2 separate regions of the Homo sapiens genome follow, and region 1 is linked to region 2. A link is an interaction called in ENCODE POLR2A ChIA-PET data of the cell type or tissue named here. Cell type or tissue: PC-9. All regions are shown on one strand. Links, peaks and the distances in the headings refer to the core of each region. The heading gives the core; the rest is flanking DNA. Region 1 has its middle 8.7 kb from the start of NFKBIA. Region 2 overlaps PRORP (protein only RNase P catalytic subunit).

What was found. ChIA-PET counts read pairs that join two places held together with the same protein. Peaks named below come from ENCODE experiments on the same cell type or tissue, not always from the same donor. Only the 100,000 strongest peaks of a DNase experiment are listed, where the experiment ranks them.
Region 1: POLR2A ChIA-PET joins it to region 2 with 12 read pairs; 21 of 35 experiments call an interaction of 5 or more read pairs at or near these places.

The regions. Positions count from the first base shown.
Region 1 is chr14:35,391,809-35,400,209 of GRCh38, reverse strand. No RefSeq gene overlaps it. Among named protein-coding and RNA genes, the nearest start is that of NFKBIA, 8.7 kb to the left of the region's middle. In PC-9, for the core only: no CTCF peak of the experiment used is centred there; no DNase peak of the experiment used is centred there; H3K27ac peaks cover 1,631 bases.
Region 2 is chr14:35,231,985-35,240,238 of GRCh38, reverse strand. The region is part of intron 5 of PRORP (protein only RNase P catalytic subunit); the gene reads right to left. The region is part of intron 5 of PRORP-PSMA6 (PRORP-PSMA6 readthrough); the gene reads right to left. It also overlaps the pseudogene RPL7AP3. Among named protein-coding and RNA genes, the nearest start is that of PSMA6, 56 kb to the left of the region's middle. In PC-9, for the core only: no CTCF peak of the experiment used is centred there; no DNase peak of the experiment used is centred there.

The sequences.
Region 1 (8,401 bases), core at 177-8,176, 160 kb before region 2:
AAGTTATTGCATTCTAGAAAATGCAGAGTAGTGTATAAATGCAATTCATGTCTTTGACTTATACCTAAGAAAAAATTATTACATTATCCCTTTCCTGATCCACAAACGATGTCAAAGTCAAAAGAATATGGTCACCTTGGACCAAAAAGGAGCCAGTATTTAGTGGTCTTCCACATATAAGGAGTGTTACTACAGACTGGTTAAAGCCAATTCTGCCCCAATTCTTTCTCTTTCTTTTTTTTTTTTTTTTTTTTTTTTTGAGATGGAGTCTTGCTCTGTCGCCCAGGCTGGAGTACAGTGGCATGATCTCAGCTCACTGCAACCTCCACCTCCCGGGTTCTAGCGATTCTCTGTGCCTCAGCCTCCCGAGTAGCTGGGATTACAGGTGCCTGCCACCACGCCTGGCTAATTTTTATATTTTTAGTAGAGACAGGGTTTCACCATGTTGCCCAGGCTGGTCTTGAACTCCTGACCTCAGGTGATCTGCCCACCTCAGCCTCCCAAAGTGCTGGAATTTCAGGCGTGAGTCACCGCGCCCAGCTCTGCTCCATTTCTGTAGCCTTAGTCCATCCGGAACCCAGCACTGGCGGTCCCTCTACCAGTCTTATTCTCTGTCAAAGTGCCCGGGTTCTTCCCTGAAATTCCTTGTCCATCCCCAAGCACCTCAACACAGGTGTTAAATGACCTACCACAGGAATTAGGTCAGTTAGGTTCAGCTCTCAGCTAAGTGGGAGAGGTAAGATGGGAGTGGGGTGATATCCCCACCCTCATTCTCAAAAGAACAAAGGTTGGAAACTTGGCTCCCCAATTTTGGAACGATGCCCTTAGTACTTTCTACTCAGTCAAATGTGACTCTTCTTCCCTCTGTAAAGGGGTTAAATTTGTGCCAATTCACCCATACGCTGTCTCTAGTTCTGTGCTAGGTTGTAGAAACAGGACAAAGCTGTGCGCCACCCCCTCATCCCCAGCCTCCTTAGAGCCCAGCTCTTGCATAGGGGCGTCACCCTCCATGGTCAAGCAAGGGTGGGCCCCTTCTCACCCACTTGGGCCCAGTCTCCCACCTTTCTAGGCTTCAGCTTTTCTTCTTTCTAGGTCCTAAACCTTGGAAAAGGTTCTGTCATCTGCATAAATCTCGAGGTAGCTGGGCCCAGTTAAGCACTGAAGGCTGCCCCGGTTCCTTACTCTCTAGCTCTTCTCCCCATTTCTCATCCCCCCCCCCACCTTTTTTTTGTGTGTGTGTGATAGGGTCTCACTCTCTTGCCCAGGCTGGAGTGCAGTGGCATGATCTCGGCTCACTGTAACCTCCGCCTCCTGGGTTCAAGCAATTCTCCTGCCTCAGCCTCCCGAGTAGCTGGGACTACAGGTGCACACCACTACACCCGGCTAATTTTTATATTTTTAGTGGAGATGGGGTTTCGCCGTGTTGGCCAGGCTGGTCTCGAACTCCTGACCTCAAGTGATCCACCTGCCTTGGCCTCCCACAGTCCTGGGATTACAGGTGTGACCCACCACACCCAGCCCTCCCTGCTTTTCTTTTCTTTTTGTTTTAAATTTATTATCTTTCTGTCCTGCCTGTTGGTTGGGTGACTGGAGCCTGGAGTTCCCTAAAGGAAAATTTTAGAAGGGAAACATTCTAATCTGTAGAAAATCTTCAAATTCCTAAGCAAACAAGAGCAAAAGATCTCAAAGTAAACAGGCCAGCAGACGGAGAGTCTTCTTTAATGCACTTTGATTTCCTCCAAGAAGTTACAGATTGTGTGGGGACAGGTAGGACTAAGAGTGCCTAGAGAAAGGGGAAGTGATATGAGGGGGAAATAATATATCACATCAGCAACTTCCTTGAATTCAGTTCCTTGATTCCTTCTGCCTGCCTTATCCATCAGGATACATTTCCTGTAGCGGCCACGTGTACCAAGTCCTTCCAGAAAGTAAGGATTTTTCTTTAAAGAGGGAACAAACTAGTCTGAGCAATCTGAAGACCTTCCCCTGGGGCCTGGAAATTCAGAAGGCTGGGAGCTTGGGTGGATTTGCATGGAAAGTTCAGTTGCTACTGGAAGTGATTAAGTGGTGACAGAATTGAGTCTGTCAGATGGGTCTTCCTTCCCCAAGACTTCCCACCCCCGTACCCACCCACTCCCCCACCCCCAGCTTTCTGCCAGATTTTCATTAACTTGCCTTAAGTGTAGCTGAAATTTCATTTGGCAAGAAAAGTCTGAGTTGTGGAACTCCAGTCTGAAACATGCCCAAGAAACATTCCCCAACCTCTGGTGCCTGGACAAGAATATCCTAGGCTGTTTCCCCATTGAAAGAGAGCATTACAGAAACTGAAACTGGACCTCACCTGTGTTTCCCTCCTAGAGAAGTACGACTCTCCAACCCATTCCTTCATTTGCATCAAAAAGAACTATTCTCCAGGCCTCCTGCCAAGGGCAGGAATAAGAGGAATAAGTCATGGCCTCTGCCCCTAAGAGCTCCTTGCTTAGGTGGAGAGGGAGACAGACAACTGCATGGAAAGGCGTGATGAGATGAAAGCCCATAGCACGGGAGCTGAGCCCAGGCACCAGCGCGGAGTGCAGGTGGGAGAGACGGGACCCGAGCTCATATTCCAGTTAGCTATTTACCTGCCAGTACTATATTATCTTATCCCATGCCCCAAGTGACTGTGGCAGGCACCCTTTTCACAGGGGGCAGGAAGTATGACCCAGCATCAGCCAATCTGAGTCATTGACAAGTAGGACTGGACTCTGAACACTGACATGAAAATAGGGCCAAGGCCCACAAACCGGCCAGCAATCCAGGTAAGTGTGACCAGGTGCGGGGGCTCATGCCTATAATCCCAGCACTTTGAGAAGCTGAGGCAGGAGGATCATTTGAGCCCAGGAGGTCAAGACCAGCCTGGGAAATATAGGGAGAGCCCATCTCTACAAAAAAAAATACATTAAGGCCAGGCACGGTGGCTCACACCTGTAATCCCAGCACTTTGGGAGGCTGAGACAGGCGGATCACCAGAGGTCAGGAGTTTGAGATCAGCCTGGCCAACATGGTGAAACCCCATCTCTACTAAAAATACAAAAAGTAGCCAGGCCTGGTGGTACGTGCCTGTAATCCCAGCTACTTGGGAGACTGAGGCAGGAGAATCACTTGAATCCAGAAGGCAGAGGTTGCAGTGAGTGGAGATCGTGCCATTGCACTCCAGCCTGGGCAACAAGAGTGAAACTCTGTCTCAAAAAACAAAAAAGAAAGAAAGAAAGAAAGTCAGCCTGGGTCACACAGCCAGTAAATGGCAGAGCCAGGCTCTAGGTATATATTCCTAACCTGGGGATAAAGCAGCTTCCAGGCCAGGCACACTGGCTCACTCCTGTTATCCGAGCACTTTGGAAGTCTGAGGTGTGCAGACTGCTTGAGCCCAGGAGTTCGAGACCAGCCTGGACAACACAGTGAAACCCCATCTCTGCAAAAATACAAAAAATTAGCTGGGAGTGGTGGTGCGCACCTGCAGTCCCAGCTTTCATGCACGTCCGTGTGAAGAGACCACCAAACAGGCTTTGTGTGAGCAAAATGGCTGTTTATTTCACCTGGGTGCAGGCGGGCTGAGTCCGAAAAGAGAGTCAGCGAAGGGAGATAGGGGTGGGGCCGTTTTATAGGATTTGGGAAGGTAATGGAAAATTACAGTCAAAGGGGGTTGTTCTCTGGTGGGCAGGGGTGGATCTCACAAAGTACATTCTCAAGGGTGGGGAGAATTACAAAGAACCTTCTTAAGGGTGGGGGAGACTACAAAGTACCTTCTTAAGGGTGGGGGAGATTACAAAGTACATTGATCAGTTAGGGTGGGGCAGGAACAAATCACAATGGTGGAATGTCATCAGTTGAGGCTGTTTTTACTTCTTTTGTGGATCTTCAGTTACTTCAGGCCATCTGGATGTATACGTGCAAGTCACAGGGGATGCGACGGCCTGGCCTGGGCTCAGAGGCCTGACACCAGCTACTCAGGAGGCTGAGGCGGTAAGATTGCTTGAGCCCAGGAGGTGGAGGTTGCAGTGAGCCAAGATGGTGCCAGCCCGGGCAACAGAGCAAAGCCCAGTCAGGGAAAAAAAAAAAAAAAAAAAAGCAGCAGCTACCAAGCACACACAGGAATTAACAAAAGTGTTTTCAGGTCATCAATCGTCAATATGTTCCTTATGTATCTGTTGCTATACTACCAAAACTGGGCAAATATTACAAAGGATGGTTTGAATTTCTGATGTTTTATGTTAATGGAAATACTGTCTCATGGAAACTATATAATAATGCAGAAAATGCAAGTTCTGAGACCTCAGGAGACCCCAGTAAACTGAACAATCCTGTGGGACTCAGACAGGTATCCTACTTCATCTTCTCTGAAATCTTTTTTTTTTTTTTTGAGACAGAGTCTCACTCTGTCGCCCAGCCTGGAGTGCAGCGGAGCGATCTCGGCTCACTGCAAACTCCGCCTCCTGGGTTCACGCCCTTCTCCTGCCTCAGCCTCCGGAATTGCTGGGACTACAGGTGCCCACCACCACACCAGGCTAATTTTTTGTATTTTTAGTAGACACCAGGTTTCGCCGTGTTAGCCAGGATGGTTTCGATCTCCTAACCTCGTGATCCGCCCGCCTCGGCCTCCCAAAGTACTGGGATTACAGACTTGAGCCACCGCGCCCGGCTGAAATCTTTACTATTGTTTCATAAGGTGCTAAATTAAGGAAGTGAGGCGCGTCTACTTCCAGGAGTTTCCAGTTGTGTGGTCTGGGTTTGGTTCTCACCGAGGCTCAGGTCTACCCAAAGTCACCACATTAAACATTTTGGTCAGACTTTTAAAAACTTAACAGTATTTTAATATTCATCTCTGGGGATGCCCCAAACAAACAAGCAAATGCAACTTTTTTTTTTTTTTTTTTTTTTTTTTTTGAGACGGAGTCTTGCTCTGTCGCCCAGGCTAGAGTGCGGTGGCGCTATCTCTGCTCACTGCAAGTTCCATCTCCCGGGTTCACGCCATTCCGAGTAGCTGGGACTACAGGTGCCCGCCACCACACCCGGCTAATTTTTTTTTGTATTTTTAGGAGAGGTGGGGTGTCACCATATTCGCCAGGATGGTCTCGATCTCCTGACCTTGTGATCTGCCTGCCTCGGCCTCCCAAAGTGCTGGGATTACAGGCGTGAGCTACCGCGCCCAGCCGCAAATGCAACTTTTTAAGGATCAATGAATGAACTTCTTTCAGGTGAAGTGTTTTAATACCAACTTAGTTTCAAGTTGATTTTTAACATTCTCCTTCGCAGGCCTTCCCACCTCCGTCATTGAGAGGCAATTTCCCAAGGCAGGACCTTGCCACGTGGCCCACTGTATGTTTCCTAGCTACTGGACAGCTGGCTCTATAGACTCTTCCGTGTACATAAATTCAGTCATTCTTTTCTCAAAACACAGAGTAAACCTCTGGTTTGAAAGAGAGACTCAAGCCTTGGACACACAAATATCCTGCAATCTACAAGTCAAACGGGAGTGGAAGCTTTCATTTCTTAGAGGCTAGAACCGGGAATAACAGTACCCCCAGCAGACTGACCATGAAGGGTTCTGTCTGTGTGTGCACAACTTCCCAGGCCTGAAATGTGTGCAGCAAGGATGTCCTCAAGGGGCTCTTGTGCACGTTGCCCTCTACCCATGGTCCCCACAGCGGGACCAGCTCCACACACAGGGAAGAATGGAAAGGACACCCAGAGCCAACCTGGCCCTGGGACCTCCCCTCCTGGCTTTCACGGCTCCTCAGATTGGGTCAGTCACACCGAAAGGACTTTCTGGAAGGAGCGCACCAGAATTTCTGTTCTGGGAAGATGGTGGAAGGCAGAGCTGAGTTCATTGCTTATGGAGGGGAGAGAATAGCCCCTGCACAGAGCCTCCATCGCGGCTGCCAGGGGAAGTGGAGAGGCTAGGATCTCACTGAGAATTTCAAGATTGGTTTAAGGAGGGCCTTTCAATGCAGGGGCTTGCTTGGGATTGGGGGAGATAATGATACAGTAGTTTCAGGTTGGTGGCAACAGCTAGGCGAGGGGTTTGAAATGTCTTAGGTGTGAAATGTCTGTTGATGCTTCTATTAAATAAAGCTCGCCTATTGAAGAGTTGATGGGCCTCTTGGGAAATTCCTGTAATAAACAATGAAGTTATTTGCCTGGGCAAGAGACTCTTGGAATAGTAAAGTTATTGTACCAAAGACAGTGGGAGAAAAAAAGTCATGTTAATGCAGACAATAAACTTGGAGGTGGAAGGGGATAGTTTCTGCCTCAATCTGACTAGTCATTAGGCCTAAAGACCTGAGGGCTAGGACACATGTCAAGTATCTTTCAACACATTTAAAAAGTTAAAAATTCAGGAAATGGACCCACGACAATGTTGGAGGTCTGCTAAGCAGGACAGGGAGCATGGAGGAGGGGTGCATTAAAAAACAAGCCTCGGGCCAGTCTGGGTGGCTCACGCCTGTAATCCCAGTGCTTTGGGAGGGCGAGGCAGGCGGATCACAAGGTCAGGAGATCGAAACCATCCTGGCTAACACGGTGAAACCCCGTCTCTACTTAAAAAAAGACAACAAATTAGCTGGGCTTGGTGGCGGGCGCCTGTAATCCCCGCCACTTGGGAGGCTGAGGCAGGAGAATCGCTTGAACCCAGGAGGCGGAGGTTGCGGTGAGCTGAGATCCACCACTGCACTCCAGCCTGGGCGACAGAGCGAGACTCGGTCTCAAAAAACAAACAAACAAAAAAACAAGCCTTACCTGTTTTAGAATCTCACCTATCACTGACGAGCCTTAGCTCCAATCCCATCACACTATAATTCACACTGCAGAGGACCCAGCTAATCCAGCTATGGGTGAATAATAATGGTAGTAGGTGTCATTTATGAAACAATGACTATATGCCAGGCATATGTGATCATCACAGGGGGACATTATTGAGGAAACCAAGGTTCAAAGAGGCTTGGTAACTTGTCTGAGGTGATGAAACCAAGAAAAGTGGCCATTCTGGGACTCAAACCTGCTCCCTTTGGCTCCAAAGCTCTTTGTTCCCAGACTGGTCAGGGTGAGCCTCCTCATTTTACTGAAGATGTTCAAGGCTTCTCAACAGCTGCCATTTTCCAGTGCAGCTGGTGTTAATCTTACATGGCCCTGGCCACCAAATAAACTTATTTTACTCTGAGAAGTCATTTGCTACTGTTTCTATTGTGTAAAATTTTTCTCATAGGAAACATTGAAAAGATACCTCATAGGAGTGTGTGAAAAGTAAGTGACAGATGCTGTAAGTCCATAGGAAATGGCATGAGCACAGCTGTCTTAGACTGTTCAGGCTGCTACAGCCGAATTCCATAGACTGGGTTGCTTATGAACAATAGAAATTTATTTCTCCGGCTGGGCGTGGTGGCTCACCCCTGTAATCCCAGCACTTTGGGAGGCCAGGGTGGGCAGATCACGAGGTCAGGAGTTCAAGACCAGCCTGGCCAACATGGTGAAACCCTGTCTCTACTAAAGATACAAAAAATTAGCCGGGCATGGTGGCACGAGCCTATAATCCCAGCTATTTGGGAGGCTGAAGCAGGAGAAGTGCTTGAACCTGGGAGGCGGAGGTTGCAGTGATCCGAGATCGCACCATTGCACTCCAGCCTGGGTGACAGGGCAAGACTCTGTCTCAAAAAGAAAAAAAAAAAAAGAAAGAAAGAAATTTATTTTGCCACAGTTTTGGAGGCTGCAAAGTCCAAGATCAAGATGCTAGCAGATTCTGTGTCTGGTGAGGGCCAGCTTTTCTATTTGAAGATGAGGCCTTCTTGCTGTGTCTGCACGTGGTGGAAAGGGCCAGCTAGCTTGCTGGGGCTTCTTCTATAAGGGAACTAATCCCATTCAGGAGGGCTCCATCCTTATGACCTAATCACTTCCCAAGGCCCCACCTGACACCATCACCTTGGGGATTCAGATTTCAACATATGGATTTTGAAGGGACACTAACATTCAGTTCATTGTAATAGCCTTAGGTGCCATCTTGACACCCAAGACTTGGCTGCTGGCAAAGAGGCTCCAGGTAGCTCTGGTCCCAGCTCAGGATACTATCCCAGGAGGGTTTTTTTTTCTTTTTTTCATTTTGGAGATAGGGTCTCACTCTGTCACCTAGGCTAGAGTGCAGTGGCACAATCATGGCTCACTGCAGCCTCAGCCTCCTGGGCTTAAATGATCCTCCCACCTCAGCCTTCCGAGTGTGTGGGATCCCAGGTGCATGTCACCAAGCCCAGCTAATTTTTTTTTTTTTTGAGAAAGAGTCTTACTCTGTTGCCCAGGCTGGAGTGCAGTGGCGCAATCTTGGCTCACTGCAACCTCCACCTCCCAGGTTCAAGTGATTCTCCTGCCTCAGCCTCCC
Region 2 (8,254 bases), core at 1-8,000:
ATGCTAAAATAAAAATGTGTATATGCAGAATGCAAGGAAACTGGCATAACTTTGGTGGTAGTGAAATGATTGATGAACCACCAACTCTAATTCCAATCAGTACAACATTCCTACTAAGCTCTTCAACATCTTTTCTAATTTCTTCTTCTTTTTTTTTTTTTTTTGAGATGGAGTCTTACTCTGTCACCCAGGTTGGAGTGCAGTGGCATGATCTCCACTCACTGCAACCTCCGCCTTCCAGGTTCAAGCGATTTTCCTGTCTCAGCCTCCTGAGTAGCTGGGACTACAGGCGCACGCCACCACGCCTGGCTAATTTTTGTATTTTTAGTAGAGACAAGGTTTCACCATGTTGGCCAGGCTGGTCTCAAACTCTTGACCGCAGGTGATCTGCCCGCCTCTGCCTCCCAAAGTGCTGGGATTACAAGCATGGGGCACCGTGCCCAGCCAACTTTTCTAATTTATTCTATAGAGGCCAGAGCAGAAGACCCTTGGTTTTCTTTAGTTGTACAGGGCAGGACAGTTCATGATTTGGCATGACACTGGTATGGCTTCATTCACAGAATGCTTGCAGGCAACGTCTGAAATGCCAAAGAAACAATGTGTCATGTACATGTAACCTGTCAAAGGTCACGAGAATCTTGTTTCTAAAATTTAGACCAGCCATCTAATTTTATGAACACTATACAGTAGTCTGTTCTTGTTCTTCACCAGCTCGTTGCCTGATCTAATAAACTCTTAATTATAAGCTGGTATTCAAATGCTGAGGAGAAAAGGGGCTCCACCTTGATCATGTACTTTGAAAAAATATTGTTTGTTTTTAGGGAAGCAGACATCTCTGGAGAAAGCATAGGAAGTGGATTTAGTGTAGTTTGTTTTTTTTTTTTTTTTCTTGAGACGGAGTCTTACTCTGTCACCCAGGCTGGAGTGCGGTGTTGCAATCTTGGCTCATTGCAACCTCCGCCTCTGGGTTTTCCTGCCTCAGCCTCCCAAGTCGCTGGGATTACAGGCACCTGCCACCACACCTGGCTAATTTTTTTGTATTTTTAGTAGAGACGGGGTTTCACCATGTTGGCCAGGCTGGTTTTGAACTCCTGACCTCAAGAGATCCGCCCGCCTCGCCTCCTAAAGTGCTAGGATTATAGCCGTGAGCCACCACCACACCTGGCCTAGTGTAGTGTTTTGAGAGCTGTTACCTCTGGGCAAGTCACAGCCTTTTAAGCCAGTTTCCTTATATGTAAAGTAAGAAAAATACAACACTTAGTCCATAGGGATGTGTGAGGATCAAATCACTTAATATTAATGAAAGGACTCTATAAGCTGTAAAAGACTACGTGTTGTTATTGTTAGGCTGTAAAAGCACAATGTCATACATTTATATATAGCCTTGTGATGCCTTAAAAAAGCTTTGATATGCCTTACTTCATAGGACTGCTTAAGCACAGTGTCCAGCTTTAATAAGAGTATTTGGTTTCTGGCCCTTCAGATAAAATGCAGAGAAAAAAAGACGTGTTAACTTAGAATGGCTATGTGCACTGTATTTAAAGAGTTTTGTTTGTTTCACTTAATGAATCTTAATCTTAAAAAGGTTAAGATTTTAAGAGAATTAAGAGGTTTAATGACAACAGAGTTGACATATTTTTCCCAAAGTCCTAGACTTTCATTCCTTTAAGCACATTCTTTTCCTCTTTTTTAGATTCCACTGTCATCACTTTAGTTCAAGATGTCATTAGGTCTTTTGGTTGGTCTTTCAATGCTGTTTCTCCTGTGACATTGCCAGGTTAACTTTCCTACAACCTGGCTTTCTTTGTGTCATTTTCCTATACATACTCATCCTCCAAATCCTAATTTCTGGCATTGGTAGGCTGTCCAAACCTACAGGTGTAAACAAATCCAGAGAACTACCCAGTGAGGGGCGGTCTAGATATGTGGGTTTGGGAATTACAAATGCATACCACAGGGCATGATAGTGCGGCACGGTAAAAGACCACAGACTTTGGTGTCAGATTGGCATTTCAATTCTGAATCTGTTACTTTTATTAACGATTCAGGGAAGTGACTTAATTGCACCTCAGTTTTCTCATTTGTAAAATGAGAATCTAATTTCTTCATAGGATTGTTTAAGCACAGTGCCCACCTTTAATACAGTGTTTGGTTTCTGGCCCTTCACATAAAACGCAGAGAAAAAAAAAAAAGATGTGTTAACTTAGAATGGCTATGTGCACTGTATTTAGAGTTTTGTTTGTTTGACTTAATGAACAGATATTATATCTAATTTAAAAATTTAAGGCCAGGCACGGTGGCTCATGCCTGTAATCCCAGCACTTTGGGAGGCCGAGGTGGGTGGAGCACAAGGTCAGGAGATCAAGACCATCCTGGCTAACACAGTGAAACCCCGTCTCTACTAGAAATACAAAAAAAATTAGCCGGGCTTGGTGGCATACGCCTGTAGTCCCAGCGGAGGCTGAGGCAGGAGAATCTCTTGTACCCGGGAGGCAGAGGTTGCAGTGAGCCGAGATAGCACCACTGTACTCCAGTCTGGGCAACAGAGCAAGACGCTGTCTCAAATAAAAAATAGAAGTTTAAGAAGGTGAAAAGGCAAAATTGGAAAGGGGAACTATAAATATTTTAATATATTCAGATATCTCCCTAGTCAAAACATTAACTGTAAATTGATTTAAGTTACATGGTCATTTTTGCCTGTGGAAGAGGATAGATTTGAAAGAAACAAAACTGAAGATGAGAAACCAGTTAGGAGGCTATGATAGGGATTTAAGCAGGTACTAACAAGGATCTGATGAGAAAGATATGGTAAAAGAAGAAGAGAAAAGAATGGATTTGAGAAACAGAGCTGGGCATAGTGGTTGATGCCTGTAACCCCAGCACTTTGGGAGGTCTAGGTGGGAGGATCGCTTGAGTCTGGGAGTTTGAGATCCGCCTGGGCAACATAGGGAGACTTTGTCTCTACGAAAAATTTAAAAATTAGTTGGATGTGGTGGCGCACGTCTGTGGTCCCAGCTACTCAGGATGCAGAGGCAGGAGGATCATTTCAGCCTAGGAGGTCAAGGCTGCAGTGAGCTGTGATGGCGCCACTGCACTGTAGCCTGGGTGACAGAGCAAGACTCTGTCGAGAGAGAGAAAGAGAGAGAGAGAGAGAAGGAAGGAAGGAAGGAAAGGAAGGAAGGGAAGGAAAGGAAGGAAGAGAAGGAAGGAAGAGAAGGAGGGAAGGAAGGAGTGAAGGAGGGAAGGAGGGAGGGAGGAAGAAAGGAAAGAAAAGAAAGAAAAGAAAAATGAAAGAAAGAAGGAGAAAGAGAGAGAAAGAAAGAAGATGAGAGAGAGAGAGAAATAATTAGGAGGTAAAATTGGCAAGACTTGGTGAACATTTGGTACCACCTATTGGTGTAGATGTCTGGCAGGAAGATGGCAAGTTCAGTTTTGGACATACAGTATTTAGTTTCAAGTACCTGTCTAAGGTAAAGATGCAGAGATAGAACATCAGAGAACACCAACATTTAAGGAGTAAGAGAAGGAAGGGAAGTTCAAAAACAAGAGAGAACAAGGAATGGTCAGAGAGTGTAATGAGAAGGATAAGAATGTGAAGTCACAGAATTCAAAGACATAGACAATTTCAAGAAGAAAGGAATCTATAAAGTATTAAATGCAGAAAAAGAGTGATAAAGACTAAAATATGTTCATCAAAACTGGCAATTAGGAAGTTACTGCTGTCCTGAGGGAGAGCATTTTCAATGCAATGATGGAGACTAAGCCAGACTTCAGTGGGCTTAGGGGTTAGGGAGCAAATGGGTAGCAAGAAAAGAATTGTATACCAGTCTTTTGAGAGGTTTAGATGAGGAGGACAGAAACTAGAGCAAGCTAGCTATTTATGAGTTAGTGATTAAAGCAATGGAGATCCAAGAGAATCAGAAAAGCATGTCTCAAAGAGTCTACCATGGTATTTCAAGAAAACAGATAAATAGATCAGTAGGTTAAAATATAAAGAACAGTGTGTTACACGGGAAAGAACAAGGAATTTGGAATGAGACATGTCTAATCCTGTTACTTTGCCATTTACTAGCTATGAGACAAGTTACTTAACCTTTTCTGGGTCTTAGTTTCCTTATGCTTTTTTTTTTTTTTTTTTTTTTGGAGATGGGGTCTTGCTGTGTTGCCCAGGTTGGAGTGCAGTGGCACAATCTCGGCTCAATGCAACCTCCGCCTCCTGGGCTCAAGATGTCCTCCCACCTCAGCCTCCCCAGTAGCTGGGACTATATGTGTGTATCACTCTGCCTGGCTAATTTTTTGTTTTCTGTTTTTTGTGGTGTTTTTTTGTTTGTTTTTTTGGTAGAGATGGGTTTTGTCACCTTGCCCAGGCTGGTCTCAAAATCCTGAGCTCAAGCAATCCACCACCTCGGCCTCCCAAAATGCTGGGATCACAGGCATGAGCCACCACGCCTGGCTAGTTTCCACATTCTTAAGGAGGTAATACCAATAACAGCTGTAAGAATTAAATGAGGTACTCCATATACAAGTGTCTAGCATTGGCAACTTTTGCTTGGTCTACAGAAGGTACTAAAAAATATTAGCTTCCCAAGAGAAGAAGCAGAGGCTGTTTGTCCAGGCCAAGAAGAAAGCTGCTGGCAAAGGGGACGTCCCCACTAAAAGACCACCTGTCCTTCGAGCAGGAGTTAACACCATCACCACCTTGGAGGAGAACAAGAAGGCTCAGCTGGTGGTGACTGCACATGAAGTGGATCCCATCAAGCTAGTTGTCTTCCTGCTTGCCTTGTGTCATAAAATGGGGGTCCCTTACTGCATTATCAAGGGGAAGGCAAGACTGGGACATCTAGTCCACAGGAAGACCTGCACCACTGTCAACTTTACACAGGTTAACTCGGAAGACAAAGACACTTTGGCTAAGCTGGTGGAAGCTATCAGGACCAATTACAATGACAGATATGATGAAATCCGCCATCACTAGGGAGGCAATGTCCTGGGTCCCAAGTCTGTGGCTCGCATCACCAAGCTCGAAAAGGCAAAGGCTAAAGAACTTTCCACTAAACTGAGTTAAATGTACACTGTTGAGTTTTCTGTACATAAAAATAATTAAAATAATACAAATTTTCCTTCAAAAAATATTAGCTTCCATTTCCCCTTGGAGGTTACTGGTAACATTGAAAGAGTGCCATTTCAATTAAGCAGTGAAGATGTATCTTAAGTTGCAGGATTAAAGCATTCAGTTATAAGATATTAAAAATAGGGAACAGGTGTGGTGGCTCATGCCTGTAATCCCAGCACTTTGGGAGGCCAAGGTGGGAGGATCACTTGAAGCCAGGAGTTTGAGACCAGCCTGGGAAACAAAGCGAGATTCTGTCTCTACAAAAACATTAAAAAAAAAATTAGTTGGGCATGGTGGTGTGTGCTTGCAGTCTCAGCTACTCTGGGAGCTGGGTGGGAGGATTACTTGAGCCCAGGAGTTCAGAGGCTACAGTAAGCTATGATCACACCACTGCACTCCAAACTGGGTGACACAGTGAGACCCTTACTCTTAAAAAAAAAAAAAAAAAAGGAACAACAGTTGAAAGAGGAAAGAAAGGATTTGAGAGAGTTAATCACATTTGAAGTCTAAAAAAAAATGAAGTAAGTAAAAGTGCCAAGAGGGAAGTAAGGCTAGGGGCGTAGGAGCCTTTGTGTCTCATATATGATTAGCATACATCCAAAAATTATTTGAAAGAGTGTCTTACTGCATCATATAAATGACATTTGCAGCAGAGATGGTTTTAAGAGGCTGAACATGGACAGAAAAGATCAAAGGACAAACAAAGCTATCTTAAAGAGGAAAGTTGGTGCAGTTCATACCTAATGTTGATCATTTCAGTAAAGATCTAGGAAACACAGTATTTGGAAAAAATAGTTTCCAAAGCAGATGCGAATCCAAGTATCCTTGGGCCTAATTGTTAATGAATGTGAAACACACGGCTACAGAATCTGTGGGTAGAAAACATTCCCTAATTGCACAATCTCTAAACCTTTCCATCTGATTTCAACTACAATGACGTGCAAGTAAACATACTTCTCACCTTTTCCAACCCTACATGCACAAAGAATTACTCTCTTCGAGCACACATTTCATTGAAAGATGCGTCTTGACATGATTTCTTAGACAAATTCAAAGTTATTTTCTATATAAGGGAGTAGAGTAAGTAGTATTAATAAGTGTTTTTCAGATCCATATTTTGATCATAAGGAAAGCCTGAGCTTTAACAAACTTAAGAGGACTGAGCAGAGTCACGAAGCAAGAAAATATTATAATGGAATCTAATGGTATTATTTTTCTACATCTCTCTTCCTAATAAATATATGAATTGTAACTTTGCCTTCAAAATGCAGAGCACAGACTTCTTACCAATTGCACATTTACTGAACATAAATCAAGGTGGAAGAACCACTGCAGAGCTCAGGAAAAACACATGCTGTGATCATTGTAAGGGAAAAGAAATGTGAACATAGTTTTTCTGTGCAGGGAAAAAAAAAGGAAACGAAAAAAATTAGAGAACTACTCAAAGACAAAGGAAAAAAATCCTTCAATACTGTAGAAGGTAAAGAAAGAAGCAACAAGCAAATTTTAGGGTGGCCTAACACAGGTAATCTGAGGAAATACAAAGGATGATTTCTCCACAAAATCCTCTTCCACCCTTGCACCATGGAGAGGACTGCATGCTTTTCTTAAACGAAGGGATTGCACGTTGGCAATTGTTAGAATGTGGAAGCTGACTGATTTTACTATAGGAAATTAGTTTTGACAGACATCCTAATTAAGCACAGTAGATAAGACTACTGTATAGAACTAAGCTGGCTGTGCACTGAACAACTCTAGAGGCAATATTCATTGTCTCTACAACAATTCTAGAGACAAAGTTACAATTCATATATTTATTAGGAAGAGAGATGTAGAAAAATAATACTCTAGAGTTATGCAATGCCGTAGCCGATGGTAAGTACCTATCAGAAACAATGTTAGCTCCATGAGTGAAGGGAGTTTTCTCTACTTAATTCATTGGTGTATCCCTGGCGCAAAAAACAGGGCCTGATGCTTATGATGATCAATAAGTATTTGCCGAATGGGTTGACGAATGAAAAGAAAAGGGGAAACTGAAGTTTGAGAGCACAGAAGAGAGATGGATTTCTTAAAACTGAAAGAGATTAAGAGAATGAGTCCAAAAATCCAGAACCTTGGAATGGAACTCCTACCTGTTGTAAAAGAGGAAGGAGGGCTGGGCGCAGTGGCTCATGCCTGCAATCCCAGCACTTTGGTAGGCTGAGGCGGGCAGATCATGAGGTCAGGAGACCAAGACCATCCTGGCTAACATGGTGAAACCCCGCCTCTACTAAAAATACAAAAAAATTAGCCGGTCGTGGTGGCATGCATCTGTAGTCCCAGCTACTCAGGAGGCTGAGGCAGGAGAATCACTTGAACCTGGGAGGTGGAGGTTGCAGTGAGCCAAGATCATGCCACTGCACTCCAGCCTGGCAACGAAGAAAGATTCTGTCTCAAAAAAAAAGAGGAAGGAGAAGGAATGGTAGAAACAGTTTGGGACGTTGCCAGATTTTACCATGCTCTGGCAAGGACTTACTATGGGCCAAGCAAAAATTAAGTAATAAAAAGGGGTGGAAACACCACGTTAGCAGAGATGGAGGTTTTCTTCTTAATTGGCAGGCTAAGTATGTCAAGAAAAGTTTACATAATTGCTGTTTTTCTATCAAAAACTTCTACATGGGTTGAGGCAGGAGAACTGCTTGAGGCCAGGAGTTAGAAACTAACCTGGGCAACACAGTGAGACCCCATCTCTACAAAAATTTTTTTTTTTTACATTAGCTAGGCATGGTGGCGCATGCCTATAATCCCAGCTACTTGGGAAGCTGAGGTGAGAGGACTGCTTGAGGCCAGGAGTCTGAGGCTGCAGTAAGCTATGTTTGTGTCACTGCACTCCAGCCTGGGTGACAAAGTGAGACCCTGTCTCAAAAAAACTCCAAAATGAAAAAAAAAAAAAATCTGCATGGCCATACCAAACAGGGGGATGGAAGTCAGAATAAAAGATATGATTTTCATTATGATATAAACCATCTCCCCAAATATTAATAAAATCTTGAACCTATGATTAAGTGAGATAAACACTGCAGAAGTGATCTGTAAACTGTTATATGCTACCATGGTATAAGCTGTTTTTCTTATCCAATTAACAGAAACAGAGTTCATAAA